Regions from separate parts of the Homo sapiens genome. Here all the other regions are linked to region 1. Evidence: read pairs that join two places in POLR2A ChIA-PET (ENCODE). Cell type or tissue: CD4-positive, alpha-beta T cell. All regions are shown on one strand.

The links. ChIA-PET counts read pairs that join two places held together with the same protein. Peaks named below come from ENCODE experiments on the same cell type or tissue, not always from the same donor. Only the 100,000 strongest peaks of a DNase experiment are listed, where the experiment ranks them.
Region 2: POLR2A ChIA-PET joins it to region 1 with 12 read pairs; 4 of 35 experiments call an interaction of 5 or more read pairs at or near these places.
Region 3: POLR2A ChIA-PET joins it to region 1 with 24 read pairs; 4 of 35 experiments call an interaction of 5 or more read pairs at or near these places.

What each region holds. Positions count from the first base shown.
Region 1 is chr20:52,405,847-52,413,846 of GRCh38, forward strand. All of the region lies in intron 4 of LOC105372666 (a long non-coding RNA gene), which reads left to right. Among named protein-coding and RNA genes, the nearest start is that of LINC01524, 210 kb to the right of the region's middle. In CD4-positive, alpha-beta T cell, no CTCF peak of the experiment used is centred here; a DNase peak (open chromatin) is centred at 4,525; H3K4me3 peaks cover 558 bases; H3K27ac peaks cover 4,575 bases.
Region 2 is chr20:52,969,898-52,977,897 of GRCh38, forward strand. TSHZ2 (teashirt zinc finger homeobox 2) reads left to right here and starts at 2,461. Exons shown (of 3, transcript NM_173485.6): 1 at 2,461-3,436. The coding sequence starts at 3,397. In CD4-positive, alpha-beta T cell, no CTCF peak of the experiment used is centred here; DNase peaks (open chromatin) are centred at 2,484, 3,384, 3,924, 4,464 and 1 weaker place; H3K4me3 peaks cover 5,412 bases; H3K27ac peaks cover 4,706 bases; H3K27me3 peaks cover 532 bases.
Region 3 is chr20:52,998,581-53,006,580 of GRCh38, forward strand. The region is part of intron 1 of TSHZ2 (teashirt zinc finger homeobox 2); the gene reads left to right. Among named protein-coding and RNA genes, the nearest start is that of TSHZ2, 30 kb to the left of the region's middle. In CD4-positive, alpha-beta T cell, no CTCF peak of the experiment used is centred here; DNase peaks (open chromatin) are centred at 2,621 and 3,341; H3K4me3 peaks cover 1,729 bases; H3K27ac peaks cover 4,073 bases.

The DNA of each region.
Region 1 (8,000 bases):
TGACTGGGATTTCATTTAGAATAATGTCCTTGAGTTTCATCCATGTTGCAGCATGTGACTGGATTTCCTTCATATTTAAGGTTGCATAATATTCCATTGTATGTATATAGCACATTTTCTTTATTCATCTATTGATGGACATTTGGGTTGCTTCCATTTCTTGGCTATTGTGAATACTGCTGCAGTGAACATGGGTGTACAAATATCTTTTCAAGATCCTGTTTTGAATTCTTTTGAGTATATCACCAGAAGTGGGATTACTGGATCATATGGTAATTCTGTTTTTAATTTTTTGAGGAACCTCTTTACTGTTCTCCATGATGACTACACCATTTTCCATTTCCACTCACAATGCACAAGGGTTTCAGTTTCTCTGCAACATCGCCAACACTTATGTTCTGTTCTTTTGACAGTGACCATCCTAATGGATGTGAGGTGATGTCTCAAGGTGATTTTGATTTGCGTTCCTCTTATGATTAATGATGTGGAACATGTTTTCCTATGCTTATTGGCCATTTCTGTATCTTTGGAGAATTGTCTATTCATGTCCTCGATCCATTTTTAAATTGGGTTATTTTTGTTGTTTTCTCCTTGTTTCTTGATATATGCTCTGAATTGAATTATTAAACTGTGATTCGAGCATCTTACTTTGGCCTGTGAACCATTGTATTCTGTGACCTCTGGGTTAGCTTGCCTGGCAGTTTTCTTGGAGGTTTCTATTGCATCACGGTAATTGCCCACACGTCTTCTTCTTCTTTTTTTTTTTTTTAACTTTTAGATTCAAGGGTACATGTGCAGGTTTGTCATATAGGTACATTGCATGTCATGGAAGTTTGGTGTACAGATTATTTCATCACCCAGGTAATAGCATAGTACCCAATAGGTAGTTATTTGATCCTCTCCCTCCTCCCACCCTCCACCTTCAAGTAGGCCCTAGTGTCTGTTGTTCCCTTCTGTGTGTACACGTGTACTCAGTGTTTAGCTCTGACTTGTAAGTGTGAACATGCAGGATTTGGTTTTCTGTTCCTGCATTAGTTCGCTTAGGATGATGGCCTCCAGCACCATCTATGTTGTTGCAAAGGACATGATCTTGTTCTTTTTATGGCTATGTAGTATTCCATGATGTATATGTACTACGTTGTCTTTATCCAGTCTACCACTGATGGGCATTTAGGTTGATTCCATGTCTTTGCTGTTGTCCACACATCTGAGATGCAACCTAATTTTAAGATCATGCTTGTAACTTTTTTTTTTTAAAAATACACTAATTCTGGACTCTGTCAGTTACTGGACTAATTTCCTCCCCACACCCACCTCTACTTCCCTTCTAAAACAATGCTAATTTTGTTCAGATGTCCATGCCTTCCACATTAGCTCAGTTGCCTCAAGGGAAGCCAACCCCACTCCAGTTTTTCAGTACACCCTGATTGGTGTCAAGAATTCCCATTCAGATTCCCCTTGCCAGTGACTGGCTTGGGGGAATGACCACTTGGTAAATCCTGGCTAATGAGTTGTGGAGGGAGATCTACTGGGATTGGGGTTTTCTGGGAAAGTGTTGCGAAGAGAGACTGCACAGTAAGAGGAAGTCTCCCTTCTTTCCCTATATATTGGGCCAGGAAGTGACACATGCAGTTGCTACAGCCATCTTGCCAATAGCTCCAGGAAGATGTAGAGGGAGGGCGGAGTCTACCTCGCTAATATAGACATCCCTAAGCTACTGAATCTACTACCCCAGAGCCCCCATTACCTCTTATCTTTATGATGTTAAAGTTTTTTCCTTCTTGAAACCAGTTTGTCTAAGTTTTCATTTCTTGCAAATGAAAGCATCTTTCATTGAGTCACTTGCCAAAAGTTATAATTTAAATCACTTTAACTGGTTCTTCCTTTCTTTCTTTTTTCTTTTTTTTTTTTTGAGATGGAATCTTGCTCTGTCTCCCAGGCTGGAGTGCAGTGGCACGATCTCAGCTTACTGCAACCTCTGCCTCCTGGGTTCAAGCAATTCTCCTGCCTCAGCCTCCTGAGTAGCTGGGACTACAGGCACATGTCACCATGCCTGGCCAATTTTTTTGTATTTTTAGTAGAGATGGGGTTTCACTGTGTTGGCTAGGATGGTCTCAATCTCTTGACCTCGTCATCCACCCTCCTCGGCCTCCCAAAGTGCTGGGATTACAGGCATGAGCCACTGCGCCTGGCCTTAACTGGTTATTTCTTAATATGATTATAGACTATCAGCAATAGAATCACATTGGGAGCTTCTTAAAATACACTTTCTGAGGCCCCATTGCAAATCTATTGAATCAGAATTTTAGTGGGGCACTACATTCCTATACACACAAAGACAGCAGAAATAATAGTGAAAACTTGATGAAATGATTTAAAAAATTATCCAAAACTTGCAAATAAAGCTGAGAATGAGTCCATGTCCTTTCAGTGTGAGTGTTGAAAAAATTCACCCAAGATTGATTATATAGAAGAATGCACCTGTGTTTAGCTGCAATTTGCTATTTGGTTAGAACCAGATACTTTAAGTTGTATGTTAACTATGTTTTCTGTCTTGGAGAAAAATAACTCCTCTTGGTGATAGTTTAGTGACCCTATACAACATTACCCAGTTTTGACTCTGTTAGCACATTTATTTCTGCATCCTTTTGGCCAACTTACGATATAAATCCTCATTCCTCAATTTCTCCTTTTAACCAACCTTACCATTATGTTTGTTTCTTCATTAATTAATGAATTAAATAAAATTTTTGACATGTATTCATTGTATATTTGTAGGAGAGTCATGCTTTTTTAAAATTGAAGATTATACTTTAATGGGATTCTTAGTTCCTTTGCTCGTTTTTCCCCTCCCAAGGAGCTGTAGCATGGTTCCTTCCTCATTACCAATAATAGCTGCTTATCTTGGTACCTGCAGATAAAAGGTAAGGAAAGGACTAAGTTTTCCCTTTTGTACCAGTGGCTATTTGTGTGTTTGTAAAACAAGCATGACTGAAGTTGCTTTTACCTTTGGCCACTGTTCTTGGCAATTATAAGCAGTGTCTCAAATGCATTTAGGTGCTGAGCTAATTTTCTGTTTTATTGATCAAATGATGTTTCTGTTCTCTGGAACACATTTAGAGCACTCAAGGTAGGTGTGACCCAGAGTTTTAATTAGATACCAGTTAAAATCTAATTTCTAGCTGCTTGTATGATCATTTGGGGCAAGTTTCTTTGAGGACAGAATAGCCTAGTGGAAGCCGTCAGCCAAGCAGTCCTGGGTTTGAATCCCAGCCCGTGATCACCGCATGATGTTGGGCAGGTTCATTAAAGTCAGTTTTCTTTCATGTGAAGAGGGGGCAATAGCAGATACTTCACAATGTAGTTCTTTAGGTGAGAGGGAAGAAGTTGAATGGAGCACCTCAGAGCTTACCTCTAAGACTAGGTGCTCAGGCTGAATTCATATTCGGCCACATAGAGGCTTGTGGTTCTGAATGAGTTACCTAATATCTTTGAGTATCATTTTCCTTACCTGAAAAGTAAATAATAGTTCCTGCCTCATAGGCTTACAAAGAACATCAAAGGAGCATTTGTCCCATTCGTCAACACTAATTGTTTGAGTACCACTTTCACGTATTTTGCTATGTTTCTATCTCATCTTGTGCGCTCATCACAAATCCTGCTACGTTGGCACCATTTCTACTATCACTTACTTGATATTTTCGTTTAATAAATTTCATTAGATAAATATTTATTGACAGTCTATTTTCTAGAAACTGTTGAGGTTTCGAGGGTCTAGCAGTTTACAAATAGGGCAAAAGTTCCTGCCCTCATACGGTTCATGTCTCAAGTAAATTTGTTTTAAACAGACACTGGATATCACCTCCATTAGTTGGAAAACAATGTCACATGGAAAAGATGGTGACTTGAATGAAAATTGTGAAAGCTAAACAATGTTGGTTTTTACAAATTCTAGCTAGACACAGTCTCCCTTTCTTTGTTTAAAAAATACATTTTTCACTTTTAGAGGGTGTTTGAGACATACTAGTGCCACACTGCAGCCCTCCTTGATGTTATTGGGAAAGTCAATAAAGAACCAGAAAGGGGGCAATTTTTCTCACTGTGGGATTCAATGTTGTTTTATTCTATGGGCCCAGCTGACTCCAAGTTGACTGCACTTATCAGCAGGTATACAGGACAGGTTCCACACTTTGGGGCCCCACTTGGATTCACATAAAGCAGCACAGTCCCAGGCACAGAGCTCAGAGGGAGATAACTTTTGGCTCCAGCAATATTCATCATAAAAGAGGGCACATTCTTCTTTGCATCTGCATGGATAGGAAAGGTCTGGGTATCCTCTGCATGGTTATTAATTACAAAATAGATTTCACATGTGTTTTCACGAGGCTGCGATTTCACAATTGCATCTTAGAATGTGCCTTCAGAGCTCTGAGAGCTCCTGGGCGTCTTGTCTTTGTATCATTTGGCTCCTCGTACTAAAAGCCACATCCTGTTATGTTTGGTTGCTAGGTGGAGAAATGTTATCATGGGCTTCAGCAATAATTTATCCACAAGCTCAAGGAGTTGTCATGTTCTCCTGACAGTGAGCTGCAGCACTTTATCAGCTCGCCTGTAAATCAGGCGTGTGTGGGTGCGAATGCCAGCACTGTTTGATCTCTCGCAGACACTGTAATAATCTGCTTTTGTCTGATTGATTCCTTCACATCACCATGCACATTGCAACAGAGAGTGGGTGCCCTCTGTTTATCTCGGCTGGTCATCTGCAGGAGGCCAACAGGGCAGAAAATGCTCTTCGTGCGGAGATGTAAGAGTTTTTGGAATTGGGGCCTTTCCATCATATCCCCGAGCTGGTTTCGTTCAATAAATCAATGATAGCTGAATTGAATGCACCATAAATACCTCAAACCATATCTCTTACAAGAATGTAAGAGTAATTCATAGAAACAGGAAAGGTAACTTTGTGAGAAAGAATTACGACCCCTACAAGCCACAGACATTCAGGGCTTTTTACTGCCTGTGTTCACATCTCACCCGTTGAACTTTGGGGGAAAAAGAATACACTGCTGGCGGGTGTTTGCTTCCAGAACGTGCACCGGGTAAAATGGAGTAGAACAGATCCTGTCGAGACTGATCACTGCTTTTCATCTGACACCGAGCTTTTCTCAATTTCTGTTGGCTTCTGTTACATGTGGTCCGACTTCATCCCTGGTGTCAAGGGATGCATCGCATCATCATTATGGAGCAATTTGGACTCTGTCATTTGGTGGTTTATGAGTCGCCCTTTTGCCACCCCCACACCAGGCCCACCCTTACGTGAGGATTGTCAGCCTTTCTGATGCTTTAAATGTCTTCCCATCAGGCAAGCCTAGTCCCTGTTTCCTGGGCTCCTAATTGCTGACAGGTAGTTTGGGGCACATTTTGGCATCTCCAGCCCCCAGGAGTTGGGCTGAAATCCGTGAGCTGATTACTGCCTTGAGCATGGCAGCAGCTTGCTGTGCTGTGACCCAGGAGCCATCCCCAGCGTCCACGCCTGCCCCAGTTGAAAGCAGAGGTCAAGCTGTATTGTAGATGTGATTGACTAAAATCCCATCGGAGAGGAGGATTGTGTTGTAGCATCCCCCTCTTGGATGGCGGCAAGATGAAATTACATGAAGAAGCCTTTCAGCTCAGAAATGAATGTAGCTATAAAAAAAAAAAAAATAAAGACAGCTTGAGTTGACTGTTTAGTGCAATCAAAGGCATGCAATTGTTCTTATTTTCATAATGGTAGTCAATAATATTAATGATTATTTATTCCACTCCTATTGTGTGCTCAGACATATTTCAGTCACCTGATAGACATTATTAGAAACAGTCTACATTAGTGGTTAGAGCACAAGTAGGCAAACCACAGCCAGTGGGCCAAATCCAGCCAGCCACCTGTTTTTGTCAGTAAAGTTTTATTAGAACACATCCACACTCATTTATTTAGATATCATCTATGACTGCTTTTCCCTACAACAGCAGAATTGAATATTTGTAACAGAGACTGTGTGGCCTGCAAAGGTGAAAATACTATCTGGCGACCATTTAAAAAAACATTTGTTGTTGACACTTGAGTTAGAGGATTGCTTTGGTGCTAGACTGCCTGTTCAAACCCTGGCTTTACCACTTAACAGCTGTGAGACATTGGGCAAGTTACATAACCTCTTTAAACCTTGGTTTTCTTTCATGTAAAATGGAGATTATAATAATGTTGGCCAGGCACGGTGGCTCACGCCTGTAATCCTAGCACTTTGGGAGGCTGAGGTGGGCAGATTGCCTGAGCTCAGCAGTTCGAGACCGGCCTGGGCAACATGGTGAAACCCCGTCTCTACTAAAATACAAAAAACTAGCCGGGCGTTATGGTATGCGCCTGTAATCCCCGTTACTCAGGAGGCTGAGACAGGAGAATCACTTGAACCTGGGTGGTGGAGGTTGCAGTGAGCCGAGATTGCACCACTGCACTCCAGCCTGGGCGACAGAGCGAGACCCTCGTCTCCAAAATAAATAAATAAATAAATAAATAAATAAATAAATAAATAAAAATAATGTTTATCTCATTGAGTTGTTGTTGGTGTAATGAGCACTGCTATGGTTTGAATCTGTCTCCCAGAAGTTCATGCGTTGGAAACCTAATCCCCAAATTTATGTTGATAGTATTTGGAGGCAGGGCCTTTGGATGGTAATCAGGATTAGATGAGGTTATCAGGGTGGGGCCCCATTGAGAGGACTAGTAGCTTTATAAGAAGAGGAAGAGAGACCTGAGTTGACATACTCTTGCCCTCTTGCTGTGTGATGCCCTCCACCATGTTATGACACAGTAAGAAGGGCCTCACTAGATGCCAGTGATGTGCTCTTACACTTCCCAGCCTCCAGAAACATAAGCCATATAGACTTCTATTCTTTATAAATCACCCACTCTGTAGTATTCTGTTATAGCAACAGAAAATGGACTAAGAAAATGGACAAATATGTTAGCCATAACTCAACTGGTAACAATATTCTCTCTGAACATCCTGTTATTTGTTCTCTTGTGCCCACTCTGAGCAGATACATCTGTTCTTCACCTGCCATTTAGGTGCTGATGTCTTGCATGTTTTGTGCCTGTGCATTTGCTTGCATGAATTTATGGGAGTGGACATGTGCAGCCCAGAACATTTGAGAAAGATCAGGGCAGAGTTACAGGCTTCATAAACCATGATGCTTTTACAGGTACTTTAAATATATTCCCAACGTTATTTGAAGGGTTTATTCCAAAGTCTGCACAAAATCCTCTTAGTCTGACTGTTCAAATTAGAATGATAGTGACCTCAGTGGCGTTACAGGATGATTTACAACATATTTGAGAGTACATATTTGCTCTTCACAATTTTAAGAGGGCTTAGACCTAGTTTTAAAAAATTGAAGGTTAAGTCGCCTATGTGAAACCTTCAACTCCTGAAAACTGGATTTTGAAATCCATGATTTTATACTCTATCATAGGAGTCACAACATTTTTCTGTATAGGGCCAGAGAGTATCTGTTTTAGGCTTGCATCTGTTCAGCTCTGCCACTGTAGCACAAAACAGCCGTAGATAATATGCACACAAGTGGTTTAGTGTTGCTATAATAGAATATCTGAAGCTGGGTAATTTATAAAGAAAAGAGGTTTATTTGGCACACAATTCTGGTGACTGGAAGCTTCAAGATTGGGCAACTGCATCTGATGAAGACTCTTACTGCTTCCACTCATGGTGGAAAGAGGAAGGGGAGCAGGTGTGTGCAAAGAGATTACACGGTAAGAGAAGAAACTAGAGACAGAGCAAGGCTCTTTTTTTTTTTTTTTTTTTTTTTGAGACGGAGTCTTGCTCTGTCGCCCAGGCTAGAGTGCAGTGGCGCAATCTTGGCTCACTGTAAGCTCCGCCTCCCGGGTTCACGCCATTCTCCTGCCTCAGCCTCCCAAGTAGCTGGGACTACAGGCACCTGCCACCATGCCCAGC
Region 2 (8,000 bases), 560 kb after region 1:
ATGGAGCCTAATTAAACTAAAAAAATTCTACCCAGTAAAAGAAACAATCATCAGAGCAAACAGACAACCTACAGAATGGGTGAAAATATTTGCAAACTATGCATCTGACAAAGGACTAATATCCAGAATCTACAAGGAACTCAAACAAATCAGCAAGAAAAAAAAAAAAATAATCTCATTAAAAAGTGGACAAATGACGTGAATAGACATTTCTCAAAAGGAGACAGACAAATGGCCAACAAACATAATGAAAAAATGCTGAACATCAATAATCACAGGGTAAATGCAAATTAAAACTGCAGTGAGATAGCACCTTACCCTAGCCAGAATGGCCATTATTAAAAAGTCAAAAAACAACAGATATTGGTGTGGATGTGGGGAAAAGGGAACTTTTATACCCACTGCTGGTGTGAATGTAAATTAGTACAATCTCTATGGAGAACAGTATGGAGATTTCTCAAGGAATTAAAAGTAGATCTACCATTTGATCCAGCAACCCCACTACTGGGTATCTACCCAAAGGAAAAAAAGTCATTATGTCAAAAAGACACCTGCAGGCGTATATTCATTGCAGCACAATTGCAAAGATATGAAATCAACATAAGTGCCCATCAACTGATTATTGTATAAAGAAAATGTGGTATATATATCTATATATGTGTATTTGTGTATATATATGTGTGTTTGTGTGTATATACACACATATATATACACCGTGGAATACTACTCAGCCATAGTAAAGAACAAAATAATGTCTTTCACAGCAACTTGGATAGAGCTGGAGGCCGTTATTCTAGGTGAAGTAACTCAGGATCAAAAACCAAATACCACACGTTCTTGGTTATAAGTGGGAGCTAATGCATGGGTATGCAAAGGCATATGGAAAGATATCATGGACATTGGCAACTCAGAAGCGAGGAGTATGGGAAGGGGGTGAGGACTGAAAAACTACCTATTGGGTACGATGTACACTACTCGGGTGACGGGTGCACTGAAATCCCAGACTTCACCACTATGCAATTCATCCATGTAACCGAAAACCACTTTTACCCCTAAAGCTATTGAAATAAAAAAAATAATAAAGCAAAAAAAAACACCTCTAGTCCCAGCCTGCATCAAATGCCCTCAGTTGCTTTGCCCTCTCACTGGAAGGAGCACTCCTTGAGGGCATGGTCTAGGTTCACCTTGTTCACAGACTTGCCCCCAACACCTCAAAAGGTGCCTGGCCGATAGCAGAACTCAATAATCACATGTTTGTTTCAATCTCTCTGTGCTCAAATGCCATATCCTACATTGAATCTAGAGCCACCCACCCCCTTTTAGACACTATTACAGCACTCAGCTTAACGTCTTCATGGAGCGAATCACTCAAAGTATCCTGTTTATTTGCTTGCTTACTTTTCATTCATTCAACAAATATTTTACTGGGCACTTATTATATGTCTTGTGCTTTGCCAGCACTTGGGGATATAAGAGAACAAAGAGGCAAAAATCCTTCCTTCCATTGGAGCTTACATTCAAGAGGGGAACTTGTACAATCAACAGAATAGAAAACTGTCTATAACCTGTGTGACACTCACTGATCAGCTCACTGGGGAATAACAAAATGGAGAAATGGGGCAGGGAGTGTGTGTGTGTGTGTGTGTGTGTATTTTAGGTGAGGTAGACCTTTGGGAAAAGGGGACATTTAAGCAAAGATTGGATAGCTGGGGGGCACTTGTCTGCACTCCCCCATTAGAATATAAATACCAACATGGCCACCACCTTCCCTTTCTCTGTGGCCTCTGTGTCTCCAGAATAGGCACATAGTAGATGCTCAATAAACATTCTTCAAAGGAAACAAAAAGAGGAGTATATGATTAGACCTTAAAGTAGACAGAAGGGAGATTTTTGTTTTTGTGACCACCCATTGATTAGCGAGAAAGTGGGAGGGACAGGGGCACTAAATTGAAGGGGTCGTGGGGAGCACATTTTGGTGGGGGCAGGTTAAGACTTACAGGATGGAGATCCTCACTGGATAAGGTCCCCTCCCCCTTCCCAGCCCCGAGCAAACCTAAGTTCTCCCTCTCCTAAGATTGTGCATGGTCCCTGCTGGTCAGCCAACCTGGCCCCCCTGAATCTCCCTCCACAGCCTCCCAGCTTCAGAGTTCAGCCATCATCACACTGCCTCCTTTTCTCCCGCACCCCTTCCCTCCTCACCTCCTTTCCTCCCGCCCCCGCCCCTTCCGCCTCCCGGAGGGGTGTCCCCGCGCCCGGTGGGCACGCCCTCGCCCCGGCGGAGAGGGCGCACAGAGGGGCCTGGGCCGGCGCGCCGGGGCCCCCGCCCCCAGCCCCTCTCCCCTGCGGGACGCTGTCCCTTTAATAGGCTCCCGCTGCCTGGCGCTCTGCGGCTGGGGAGTAAATTTCTCCCTGTCATCAGGTCGCGGGGAGAGGAGGAGGAGGAGGAGTTTGTTAATGTTCAGTTTGTTCAGCGGGATCGATGTTTGCTGGCATCGCCTCGCCCTGTCTTGTGTGTGTGTGCGAGGGTGTGTGTGTGTGTTTGTGTGTGTGTGCATATGTGGGGGGTGTGAGTGTGTGTGTGCGAGGAAGCGGGGGTGCGTGCGCGTGTGAGTGCGTGTGTGAGTGTCTGTGTGTGTGTCTGTGTGTGTGTGTGAGTGAGTGAATTCCAGATTTTCTGTCTTTCCAAAACCCGCTCCTGTCCTCTCGCATATCACTCACAGACGGGGATCTGACAGCAGCCACAAACCTACAGTGAGTGATCGCTCTCCCCCCGGCACGAATCCGCCATAGAGATCGGCGAGGAGGAGGAGGAGGAGGAGGAAGAAAAGAAGGAGGAGGTGGAGGAGGAGGTGGAGGAGGAGGAGGAGGAGGGAAAGAGGAGAAGGAAGAAGAAGAAAAAGAAGAAACCCACTACCTTCCCAGGATTGCCTTTTTTTTTTCCTTATCTTTACGCGCGAGTGTGCCTGTGGCGCGTGTGCGCCCCTCGTCCCTTCCATCCGAACCCGGGCTTGGATGTTTAATAAAGAAATCAAGTGTCTCAACAGTCACCAAAAAAAAAAAAAACCGCAAAAACAAAACCAAAAAAATTCCAAAAGCAAAAACAAAAAAGAGAGAGGAAAAAAAATTCAAAATAAACAAACAAACAAACAAGGCAGAACCAACCTCTACTTCAAAGCAGCCGGCACAAGCCACCCGTGTCTGCCACCCAGAGAGGGGGGTCTCTGGCCCGTGGTGGAGGAGTTGCAGGGGGGATCGTCAGGGGGACAGAGGCCGAGTGACGTCCTAGGAGCCACCGGGCAAGAGGCGGAGGAGACCCAGAGAGGCCAGAGAGACAGCGGGCCCCAGCGCGCGGCTCGGGGCTGGGGCGCCAGAAGTGGGACTGGAGCGAAGTAGAGGATGCCGAGGAGAAAACAGCAGGCACCCAAGCGGGCGGCAGGTAAGAGAAACGGCTCCGCTTCGGGGCTGCCCTGTGCGCCGAGCTCCTCGCCCGCCCTCCTTGCCCCTGGGTGCCCGGGGGCACCACCCACTTAAGCTTTCGGGGGAGTTTGCGCCGGGTGCCCTTCTAATAACCCCGTCCTCTCTCGCCTTCTCTGGTCTCCCAAATCCTCCCCTTCCAAGCTCCGGTTGGGTTGGGGTGAGCTATCCCACCAAGCCTTTCCTCCTTAAACTTTCTTTCCTCCACCCTCTACCCCACCCCTAACTTTCTTCCAGTCTGTTTCTTGCCTCTCGGGCCAAAGTCGGATTGAGGATTTGGGGTGCGGAGTAGGGAGACAGCCCCTCCACCCCTGCATCCCTCTGCGTGGTCAGTGCCAGTGGCTTTTGGCCTCCAGGGATAGCGTCTCCTCTCACTGGGGCTTGGGGCGCTGAAGTGTGAGGCATACCTAACACTCGGGCTGCAGGCAGGCTTTGGGGCCAGCAATAGGAGTTTAGCGTTGATCACCAAGGTGGACAAAATGCCCCCAGGAAATGGATGACTCTTTGCATATATTTTCTAAAAGGATCCATATTTGGAAATGTAATTAACAATTTCCCTATTCTTTAAAAAAACCAAAAAGGGTTGTAGGGGGGAAATTCCCCATAGAAATTTAAACAGCTCTGGATTTTCTTTGCCTAGAGAGTTGCAAACTTTGTGAAATGATTCGTACTGTAAAAACTATCCCATCTGAATCCTTACTGCCCCCTAAAAAAGATAAGAACAGGTTAATGGATCAGTACAATAGACCTTCTAAAGTTTTTTTTTCTTTTGGGTTGCTTAATTGCTTTTTTAATAGTATGCTGGGGTTTTGTTTCTCGGAAATGTAATATGAAAGTTCATTTTTCTTCTGCCAGACCCACCCACTGAAAAATCAGCTTTCCACTTGATTGCTAGTTTTGATTTGACATTTGATTGATCACCTGTCATCTCGCTGCCTTTGATCTATTCATTCTTGATATATATCAATAAATCACTCACCATGGTAACTCAGAGTGCCAGTGACGCAAACCTTGCCCTCTATATTCAGAGCCAGACATGCACAATTATTATCTTGTTTGGCTTTTAATGTGGGCGTTTTTATTTCTTTGTGTCCTTTAGTTGAATCAGGGCTTTCGCAAAAAGCTTAAGTTTAGTTGTTTTTTCCTCTCTCTCTGTCTTTACCCTCTTGATTTAGGCAACATTAGGTAAGACTGGTCTTCTGCAGACCCACCTCCACATTTCATTCTGTTCCAACTCTAGCAAAACATAGGGAGAAGTTTGGTGGAACACTTTCATAAACTTTGCAAAGTCACCCTTAGAACAAATCCAAAGTTAGTTAGGAATCTGAGGAGAGTGGGCATCCCTTGTCTGAATGTGTTGAACCACCAAGCTCATCCTCCTTCCTCGCCTGAGTGTTTCAAAATATCCACAATTATCATTCCTTCTGAGCACAGAATTGCTTCCCTATTTGTAAGTTGGTTCAAGTGGCATGCAGAAATATTGATAAAGCGTGGATTCATATATTTTCTGATCGTTTCCCTAAAAGCAAAATAATTAAAATATTTTTAGTGAGGTACGTATTTGGAACTTGCCTCATCAGTGAGGTTTTCTTTTTTCAACTCTAGTTACTTCTTTGGAAAACAATGTCTCTTTCCTACCGTTGTCTCTTTCTGCATTTAACTCACTGATTTCCTAAAACTTAGGCTGCTTTGCAATCTGACAGCGTGTGGATGTGTTCAATGGCCTTTGAGACCCAGGAACAGTGAGCCTGCTGCATCTAGTTCTGGCAACATAAGTTTAAGTGTAGCTACATTATTAGAGATAACGTCCTTATTGTTGTCCCGAAAGAGAACCCTGGGCTACGGTCCAGCAAGAAGTGATACTGCCCTGAAAATTACTCTTTTTTTTTTTCTGGTTGTTCCGGTAAAGACTATCAACAACTAGGCAGTAATTTAAATTACCAGAATGACTGGACATGTCTCCTTTAGTAAGCTCATTACAAAAAGTGCATTGCTCAGAATTGCTCGACTTTGATTATAATTATCCTACGATCGATAAGGATCCAGGTGTACGTAACATAACACTGTATCACATTATTTAAATCAGGTCCTTTTCATTAAGCTGTGTCTGTTGGTGCTGGCTAGTTTATTGGTGTGTGTGGGTGTGTGGGGGTGTGTGTGTGTGTGTGTTAGAAACTTGTAACTATAGTTTCAGTTTTCTGGCCTATTATATTCCTACTGTCTTTGTATGTTTGTTTTGTATGATTCTTATTATTTTCACCAGAAGCGGAAACCCTTTTTAAGCTGAAAAAGGATGATTCATTTCGTACACAGTGAGGGCCCTCTTACCTTATTTATTTGCTCACATATTAATAGAGGAGACAGTTTTTCATGCAGTGTTTCTTCTGTTCATCTAAGGTCATCAATGCCCTACTCTATTTCAGCTGAAGTGGTTATTCACAAGTAAAGTTAGCCACTTTGGGGTTCTGTAGTCAGTTAACATCCAGGGAAGGGGAGAAGGTGGGTTCTAAGATTATGGCCATACTAACTTTTATCACTGCTTAAAATTAAACACAATGCACAACTGTAAGTAATTACACCCAAGGACTGATGTTGAAAGCTTGATTTCTAGCTTGATTAATGAATAATGGGAGATAGAAAAAGCCTGTGAGTGGATCCGAGCTGAGGCTCTCCCGGAGCGCTCTTTTTCCCAAGAACTGTTCCAGGCAATTTGATTCCTTTGTATTATTAGTTATAAGTTCCATGTTTCAAGGAATCAATTACAGAACTTTCTACTAAAGCAGGTATCTAAACAGAATAAACAAGATGATATTGTAAGTGATGAGGAATTTTAGTCTTTATTTGTTATGTTCCTCCCCCTTCAGGGGGAAGGGATGTGAGGGGACAATTCTCTTTAAGGAAACAGCTAAATCAGAGTATTTCCCTCTGAAATGTCATTCTTCCTGGCTTTCTTAAGCTATGCTATTCCACCATACTATTACTTAGGGCAAGAAAAAAAAAGTTGAGAAAGCAGCCTACAGTACCCCAGGGGTTTGTGTTGTGTGTGCATGCTTGCTTCCTTGGATGTATATTTCACTCACCATTAAAATACATCCACTATTACCTGAAAATATTGCAGGATTCAGTACCAGCATTTTCCCCTTCTATGCATTTCAAGGGAGATAGAGAAAATGGCAGGAAAGTAAAACAGAACGGTGTTTTGATTTGTTTGCATTTTGCAGGATGCAGAGTGGTTAAAAATTTAAAATTGTAGACTTAGAATCTAACTCTTGATTTTCTACAGCCTATCTCAGCCTCTGTGCGCGCACATAAATAATACGTATTTTATTTCACCATACTGAACTGCTTTTATATTAATGACAGCCAATTGCAATAGAACACACAATCTTTTGTGAGCACATCTTGTGAATATATCTTTTATATATGTAAGTTATAGGATTCTGCCCCTGCCCACCCAAAGCAATTAGATGTTTCCCTCTTGCTGACTCTTAAAGGCTTTCTGATCACCCAGATCTGAAGAGTCTTGCAAGAAAGAACAGCTCCCTCAATTTATTTTGTTTATTTAATATGGAGATGAATAATGCAGATTTTGTTTTCATGAATGTCCTTGTGTGGCAGTAAACATTAGACTATTAGCAATCATTACTTAAAAGTTGCAATTTGCACCTTAATAACACAGGTTATTTACATGGGAAACATAGTCAACAGGGACAACTCTGAACACTGCAACAGAGCAGAAATGACCTCAGAGATCTCTTTTCCACCTCTTGATAGTGATGACTCTGAATTAACCGGTGAGGTCCCAGAAATCTCAACCAACAGGATGGAGGGAGGGGGCAGGCAGCTCAGGGCGAAGTTTACCTTTAATTTACTGTCAAGTGGGACAGCTTTCAAGAGACTAGGAATCGGGTAGATTTGGGACCCTTCCTCCCTCACTTTGTTTAAACATCCTTCAGAAAGACAAGTTCACATCTTGAATATTTAAATATCTCACGCGATGGATTCCTTCACTTGCCCAAAAGTATGTTTTTAACAAATGAATGGAAAAATACACACACACACACACACACACACACACACACACACACACACACACACGCATGGACACAATAAAGTCCAAAGGGTCTTAGCAGCACAAACTCTTTTGGCCATTCTTGTTACTTAAGGCAGATATCTGAAAAAGGAAGGATAGATTCCTTGAAATCGCTTGGTCCACACAACATTTTGGACGGAAATTGATTGCTTAAGTGGTCCTTTTCCCACCCCCGTCTTGATTTCCTTCTTCCACCTCTCACCTCACCCTTAAAGACTCAGACTGAATAGGACATCTCAAAAGCCCATTTGTTTTAGGCATTTATTGATTTCATTTTTAATCTGCCATATCAGGACACAATACGTTAACCCTAATCAGCAGATTACAAGTGACAGAGAGTTTAGTGGAAACTCTGTAAGGGAGCAGGGGCTCCGGGAAACTTCTTGACAATGAAAATCTTCTCTGAGGCTTAAGAGTTTGGATGCTGAAGATT
Region 3 (8,000 bases), 590 kb after region 1:
CCCTCGCCAGTACAGGCCTGAAAGCACCATATACCTCACTGCCTTGCTCTTTTCAGGGTTACAATTCTATGATTCTTGGTTTAGTTAATTTCTGTCTATCGCCTCTGCACACAGTTCCATGAGGGCAGGAACCATGTCCAGTTTTATGACTCCCACCTGCTGGGACCCCACCATAGTGTCCAGTACATGTAGAAGCTCAATAAATATTTGTTCAGTGAACAGATGCGTGCTCTCAGGACATATAATTAGGAATATTGTAGGCGTATTGCTGGCTACTTAGTTTATCTCTTCAGGAATGTTCAAAACATTTCTAGAACTGTTTTCTGTTTATTCAATTCCAGGTGATGAGAAAATCAACTCAACCGAACTACTATTTTTAAGCACTTTCCACACATTCAGCATTATACCACTTAATCCTCACAACATTTTATAAATTTTATAAATGAATAAACTGAAACTTACAGCAGTGATTTCAGACTAGCAAAATGATGGCAGAGCTGAAAACCACGTTCTACTCTTCACTGCCACATTCCACTCTTCACTGCCACATTCCAAGACCCATGAGTCTGAGGCCTCATGCTCTCCCTTGGGTTGGAATCAGAGTGGTTCTCCAAGATGCACAGAGTTCCCGATTCACCTCCTTAACACAGATCTTTATTAAGCACACCACCTGGGTGCCAAGCACTGTTCTGTAGCAGCAGTAATGAGTAAGATCCATCAGGACCCTGCTCTCAGGGGACAGAAGCAACATATATACTTAAGATGCCATGTGGTTAAAAAGGGGCTAAGAAGAAAAACAAAGGGTGGCAAAGGGAGGGAAGGTGAGGGAAGGGGGCTATAAACCATAGAGCCTTTGCCTCCTTCATTTTTGTATCTGAGCACTTGGCTCAAGGGCCAGTGTGCGATAGGTCTCCTCAGTTAGCATCGGTTGATGACTGACTGACAGATGGAATCCAACATTTCCAAAGTGGGCTAAGCACCAGCTGGTGTCGTATGTGACCATAAAACTGAGCAGAGCAAACGGCCAGTCTAGAGATTGGGATTTCCTACCCTGTTGCCCAGATTTTCCTCCCTCTATCAGCCACTGGTTTGTGACTGGAATCATCAGAATCGCCTCTAGAGCTTTCAAAAAAAAGTCATGTGCTCAGCTTTTCCTTGGGCAAACTGGGATTTCTGGGGGTGGAAAACCAGCATGTGTGTTTTTAAAAAATCCTACAGTTAAGTCTGATGTGCTCAAATGGTTGAGATGCTGTATACCCCAACCATGTGAAATAATAACACCATCTAGCTTTCACTGAGTGCCTACTGTGTGCCAAGCCACATACTCAGTGGTTAACCAACCCCACTAAGAGAGAAGAAGATGGTGACGATGATGATGGTAATGAAAACAACAGCTAATATTTATTGAGTAATGTTGTTTGTGCCTGGTGTTATGCTAAACACTTATGATGTCCAAATAGTTCATCTTCGCAGACGTCCAATGAGTCTTTTTCTGTCTCACTCACCATTATAGACATTTCAGAGAAGGTTCAAGTAAGTATCAGATATATGTTTCAAGCAGGGGTTGACAAACTGTGACCTGTGAGCTAAACGCCACCTGTTTTTGTATGACCTATGGGTTAGAATGGTTTTTACATTTTTTAATGATTGGGAGGAAATGTGAAAATTAGTTTTCTTAGGTTATATAAGTACCTATATAATATCTTAAATTTTGTCTCTTGGCCTGCAAAGCTCAAATTTACTATTTGGTCCTTTATTGGAAAAGTTTGCTGGCTTCTGCCCTAGTGTATTTTTTTCCAACTTGTTGTATGTGTAGGACAGTCATATGAGTGATTGTTTTAGGTGGTAGAAGCATGAATTTTTAAAATAATTATGGTTTCATTTGCTGTGTAATAGAAGGGGAAAGTAAAACTAATATATTAAAACTGATTTCATGGATGTTACTGCTCAATCCAATGTAAAGAAAAAAATGAATCTTTTTGAAATCAATTTTTAAAAAATAATAATACAGGCAGTATGGAGATAAAACAGAAATCATGCAAGTTATAGAAATGGGATAAACACTGTTATAGGATCAGAAAGTGGGATGAATAGGGAAAAGTCAAAATAATGGAAACAATTTCACCTGGATGAGAAAGATAGGAGATGAGATGACGGAAGCTTTTTGCATTTTTAATATTCTGTGATTCTCAGTTTCTTAGAACCCTTGTTTTTCAGGACTTTTTGATCTCTTGAGGTCTCTTCCAGCGCTCTGATTCCATGAAAAGTTTCCTCGGGAGATACTGACACAAGCTGGGGGATGTCCAGGGTTCGTTATAGCTCAAGGCACAGTCTTCCTGTGTTTTTCCTTCTGCTGACTTAGAAAGACAGATGAGCAAACCTCAGATGGATTCAGAGGTTTGGTGGGGAAATCTGAGAGGCTCTCTAGTTCAGCCAGGAGTGGAAGAGGGGGACAGCCATCTGATAATGACTGTTGCTATTTTAAGACACAGATAGCAGAGATGAGGAGTAGCGTGATGAAAACTCACATTAAAACAACCAAGAGAGGCACAACAGGAACTCTATGAACCCCAGAGAGACCCGGTCTGGGTTTACAATGACAATGTTGTGTGTGCGTTCATGTGCGTGTGTGTGTGTGTGTGTGTGTGTGTGTGTGTGTGTGTGTGTGTGTGTGTTTGGGAGGGGGTGCTGATATTTTTTTAAATGCAGATGGTTTTGTTCTCTGTAGTTGAAGCTTCAGTTCAGCAGCTCTGAGACAAACAGGAAAGCCTGTGTTATTCTCTACAGGAACACATCAAAGGTAGTTTCTGGCAACAGTCAAAATGTATATCAAGGAAGGAGAAAGGATTCATGACCTGTTTGAACAACTAGTGTTAAAAACACATTCGAGAAGAAATAATGCTAGGTAGAGGATGAAAGGAAAATAGGAGAAAGGAAGACCCCTTGCTTCACTCAGACCTAAAGATGATTGTTTCTCACCATTGCTAGCTTTTTCAAGAATAAGGAAGCGAAAAAATCACCTGTCTCATTTATCATCTGACAGGGGAGCTAAACTCTGCTGGATGAAACTTTTTCTTTTGCCCCAGACTAAATAAAGCCCCACCTCGTCTTCTGTTTCATTTTGAAAGAAAAGAGGTAAAACATGCACAACTAAAACACTTGTTTAAAAGTGTGTGACATTTCAGGAAGGTTTAACGTTACGTATGTCTTCCCTATTGAGTTTCATAAACAGAGTATCATTGTTTGATAGTGGCATAGCTGTGGTTTTGAGAAGGCTTGTCTAGAACGGAGTTCCTGAGCTGCTTGGATGATATTTCACTGCTTTGATGGAGAACGGACTAAAGAACATCATTGTGACCTTTTTATCAAGGCTTAAAGGAAGTATAAAAAGAAAACGGAAGTTGTCAACACTCACCAGGCTCTATTGTGAGGCACACAACCAACCCAGGGAGGAAAATCTAAGGTTGCTTTTGTCACCTTAACTCACATCACTTCATTGTAGTACAAGTGAGAGCCGGAACTTATTGGACACTTACTCTGTGCCACACAGGCTTTGGGTGAATTTTTGCATTTTAATTCTCACCCCAGTAAAGAGACATAATGGTATCCATGTTAGAAATGACAAAGAGGCACACAGTGAAGTCAGGTGACTCGGCCAAGCTTCTGCAGCTGCTTAGAGGCCAGGCTGATCTACCTAGCCAGGGGTACCTGACTTCCAAGCCCGTGCTGTCGACCCTTCTGGTTTAACTCTGAGTAAATTTCATACTTTGTGGAGCGTCCATCAGCCAATCACAATCTAAAAATAATACAAAATGAAAGAAACTGTCATACATTATCTTTTTTTCATCTTCCTAACAAATAAGCTGGCATGATTATTCTTTCCATTACCCTGAAAAATAAACCAAGGCTCAAGGAGAGGTCATGGTCTGCCCCAAACCACAGCCTCCATTCTCTGGCTTGAAATCTTATGCTTTTACCCACCTTTTGATGTTACCTCTTAAGTGATGTTGCCAGAATTAGCAATAAAATAAATTTATAAAAAAGAAAATAAATATTTTTATTTATAAAAAATAAATTTATAAAAAAGAACAGGATGCACAGTTAAATTTGAATTTCAGATAATATAAAAGAATGTTTAGTATAAGGATGTCCAGTACAGTATTTGGGACCTACGGGCAAGCTTTAAAGAACATAAGTTTTATCACATTCTCCAGGTACGACGTGTGTATTAATAAATCAATAGAAGTTTATCTGTGAGCAGTTATCTCAGTTTTTTAATTCCTAAGTCTTCATGTTCTGAAGAAATGGCCATCACCTTGCATTCCCAGGGCCTATTGATTATGAGGCTTCATAAACCTTAGGACTTGAGAGAACAGCTGGGATTCCTTCCCAGTTGCTAACCAATGACTTCATAATGTAATGGACAGCTCTAAATTGTGCTTCTACGTTGTAGACATAATAAGAGACACACTAAAGGACAAATACATTATCTAATAAAGCTGCCTCGAGCTTAAGAGATAACAAAATGTCAAAACTAAATTCTTTTTCTAAGCACTTCCAGTATGAAATTTAGTTCACCGTCCAGGTACTGTCCTTCATTGTGGGGAGAAACATCCTGCCTGTCTACCTGGGGTTCTATTTTATTTCATCAGCCTCCTGTTTTTCTCCAGGGATGGTGTGTGTGTGTGTGTGTGTGTGTGTGTGTGTGTGTGTGTGAAATTTTTTCCTAAATATTAAGTCAGTGCACCTTCCTCGCAAGCGCTGGACAGCTCAGGATCTTATTTTGGAAGCTCGAGGTATGAGCAGGCCTGAGAAAATTGTGGCCCTTCTTTTTACTCCTTCCCTCTGTGAACTTTTGAGAAGATTCCTTAGTGATCGGCTTACACGCTTTCAAACTGGCACGCCTGTAATCTGGTAAAATGTGTCAGCCCTATGGAGAAATAAGCCTTCCAGAAGAGTTTCTTCATTGTTGAGGTAATTGTCTCCTCTCTGACAGGCACATTCATCAGTGGCTTAATGGTCAATCACTAGTTGGCAGGCAGAGTGTTTTCATTCTTCCCTATCCACTACATTAGGCATACTTAATCAAAATGTCTCCGGGTAATGGCTGTGAAGAGTTCATGACTGACTGATCCGTTGTCTGTGCTGATAGAAAATTAACAGCTCAGTGCTGGAAAGATGCGAGCCCACAGATAAACAAATTGTACATTAATATTTCATCTTGGGGACCTGGGATGTGCTGTCCATAGCAAAATATTTCCTGGCTGCACAAGCAATTCTTTCTTTCCTTCTCTTTCCTTCTTTTTTTTCTTTTTCTTTTTTTTTTTAATTATTTCTTTCCGTAAGCTGTGCACACTCATACCACATGGACAGTATGCATCCTGTTCTAGAAGCTTCAGTGTCTGTGGAAAGTTCAGGGGAGTTCATATTCGATGCCCTGTTTTCATCACTGCCAAATGAAAGCAGGCGAAACCCTATAGAGGAGTTGTTTTGTTCTTTCTTTTTCTAGTATAATATCTGTGGGCTGACTGTTGCCTGAGCATGGAACACGCACCCACTCCCCCCCTCCAATTAAATACCTGCCCCAACTTTAAACATATTTCATACAGAATATTTAAGGGTTTCTGGATGAAATACAAATTTCATCCAGAAATACAAATTTCATCCAGAAATACAAATAGGAAAACACACATTGCTCAGTCCTACTTATTTTAGCTGTAATTCATTGTGTTGGATGATTTTGCAGAGTATTCTGATAGTGAAGACAAACTGATTCCCTAGTGAAGCTGAAATCGGTCAAGCTTCCTGATGGCCAAGACGTAAGATGATACAGCAGTTGACCATGTGCGAAAGACCAGAAGGGTCAGAGTTTGACTTGCCTTGACCCCATGCAGGCGTTGCCCCGCCACCTCTTCCTGTCTTTTTAATTTTATACCCAGAAGAACAAAAACAGAGAAAAGGCATTTACGCTTAGCAGTCCAGACCTGCCGGGAAAAGCATAAAACAAGGTGTATAAATGCTGGAAGAGGAAGCCACACCATCCTGCTGCTTATGAGCTCAGGGAAGTTCTTTTTAAATGGTGTCCTAGGTGCACACAAAAGAAATGTGTGGGCGTCCGTGTGACATCACATGCCATAAAAGACATCAAGATGCTACCAAAAGTCAGACCCTCAGGTTTAATCTGAGTGGTTCAATATAATAATAAAAATAATAATAGCCAACTTTCAGTGTTTACTATAAGATAGGCAATATGGGCTGTACATGAATCTTCTGATTTAGTGGAGGTAGATACCATCATTATTCCCATTTTACAGATGAGCAAACTAAGAGAGACAGGAGGAAATTCATCTAAGACCAAACAGCCAGTAAGTGATATAATAGAATCGTGGGAGTCATCCTGAACTTTGAACCTCTTCCCTTAACTGCACTACATATAAGAAGCCAGGTTTAAGCCGGGCCTGGTGGCTCACACTTGTAATCCCAGCACTTTGGGAGGCCGAGGCCAGAGGATCAGTGAGGTCAGGAGTTCGAGACCAGCCTGGGCAACACGGTGAAACCCTGTCTCTACTAAAAATACAAAAAAAATTAGCCAGGTGTGGTGGTGCACACCTGTACCTAGCTACTTGGGAGGCTGAGCCAGGAGAATCGCTTGAACCTGGGAGGCAGAGATTGCCGTGAGCCAAGATCACACCGTGCACTCCAGCCTGGGCAACAGAGAGAGACTCTGTCTCAAAAGTAAATAAATAAATAAATAAACAAATAAGCCAGGTTTGAGCTGAACTATTTAGAAATATAAAATGTTGAAGCTGGAGAAAACGTGTAGATGTCCTGCCATCTGAACTCTTCCTGTTCCAGAGGAGAAATGGTGGCCTAGAGGAATGGGAGGTGAAGGGTCTAAGGTCTTACCACTGCTGTCCCCAGGCAGTAGACACATTGGTTTTATTAACAGGAAATTCTTTGGAGATTCTCTGTAAATCCTGCATGCAGCGTGTCCTGTGTCATGTGGTGATGAGAAGCTGAATAAATTCACACTTGGATCATTCTCGATCTGTCCTAGGCAAGGCCCTGGAGAGGTACTCGGTGTTAAAATTTCTGGAGTGACTGTGACATCTTGAAGTATAAAGTAGAACAAACCTTTGTGTATATAGCCCCTCTCTCCAAGTACTGGCTCTTTCTGGTTATTCTCTGGCTAGATTTTCTTTCCTCTAGCTGATGTGTTTGGTGACCTCACTTTTTCTTCTCTGTTTTGAGAAATCTATGAAATTTAAGATAAGATAAGCCCATTGGGTTAATAGCATTTCACCTGCCTTTCCTGTATACTCAAGAAATAATCCCAAGAGAAGAATCTTAGCTTTAAAGGCATCAAGTTTAACACAGAGCAGGGTGAGATGGAATGTATTTAATAGTTAGATGATCCTTCATTCTTTTCTTTTTTGTGACACACACACGTACATGTGTGCACTCAAAATGCTTAACTTATAACCAGTTCCATTGCCACTTCATTCACTTACGAGCCTAAAGTTTGGAAGTTTGCTCCTATTGAAAGAAAAGTTGTAAGATGTTCAACATTATAAAAAGTGCATGAGTTGATCTGTTCCCAGACAGACTCACAGAATTTTACTTAACATATATTGTTGCAAAAATGTTTGCATCCCTACTGAAAAATCATTAGTGTCACTATTGCAAGAGTAGTTATTAAACAGTTAAGAAAAAAAGTGATATTTTCCCTAACGTTAAGTATTCATGCCTGAAAAGAGACTGAGAAATAGATACAGATTTTTATAGCTATTCTGGAAGAAGTCTCCATGTGCTTTTGAAGAATTTGCAATAGGAGCACAGGCTCATGTATCCTTAGATGCCTTGCATGGAAGCACATGACCAAGATAAACTGAACACTAGCCAATAGGGAGTGGTGAGGACCATGGAGTGCTGCAAGCCCCAGTCCCTTTTAATGTGCACCACGGCTACTCAACTCCAGTCTGTAGTCACCATGCAGGAAT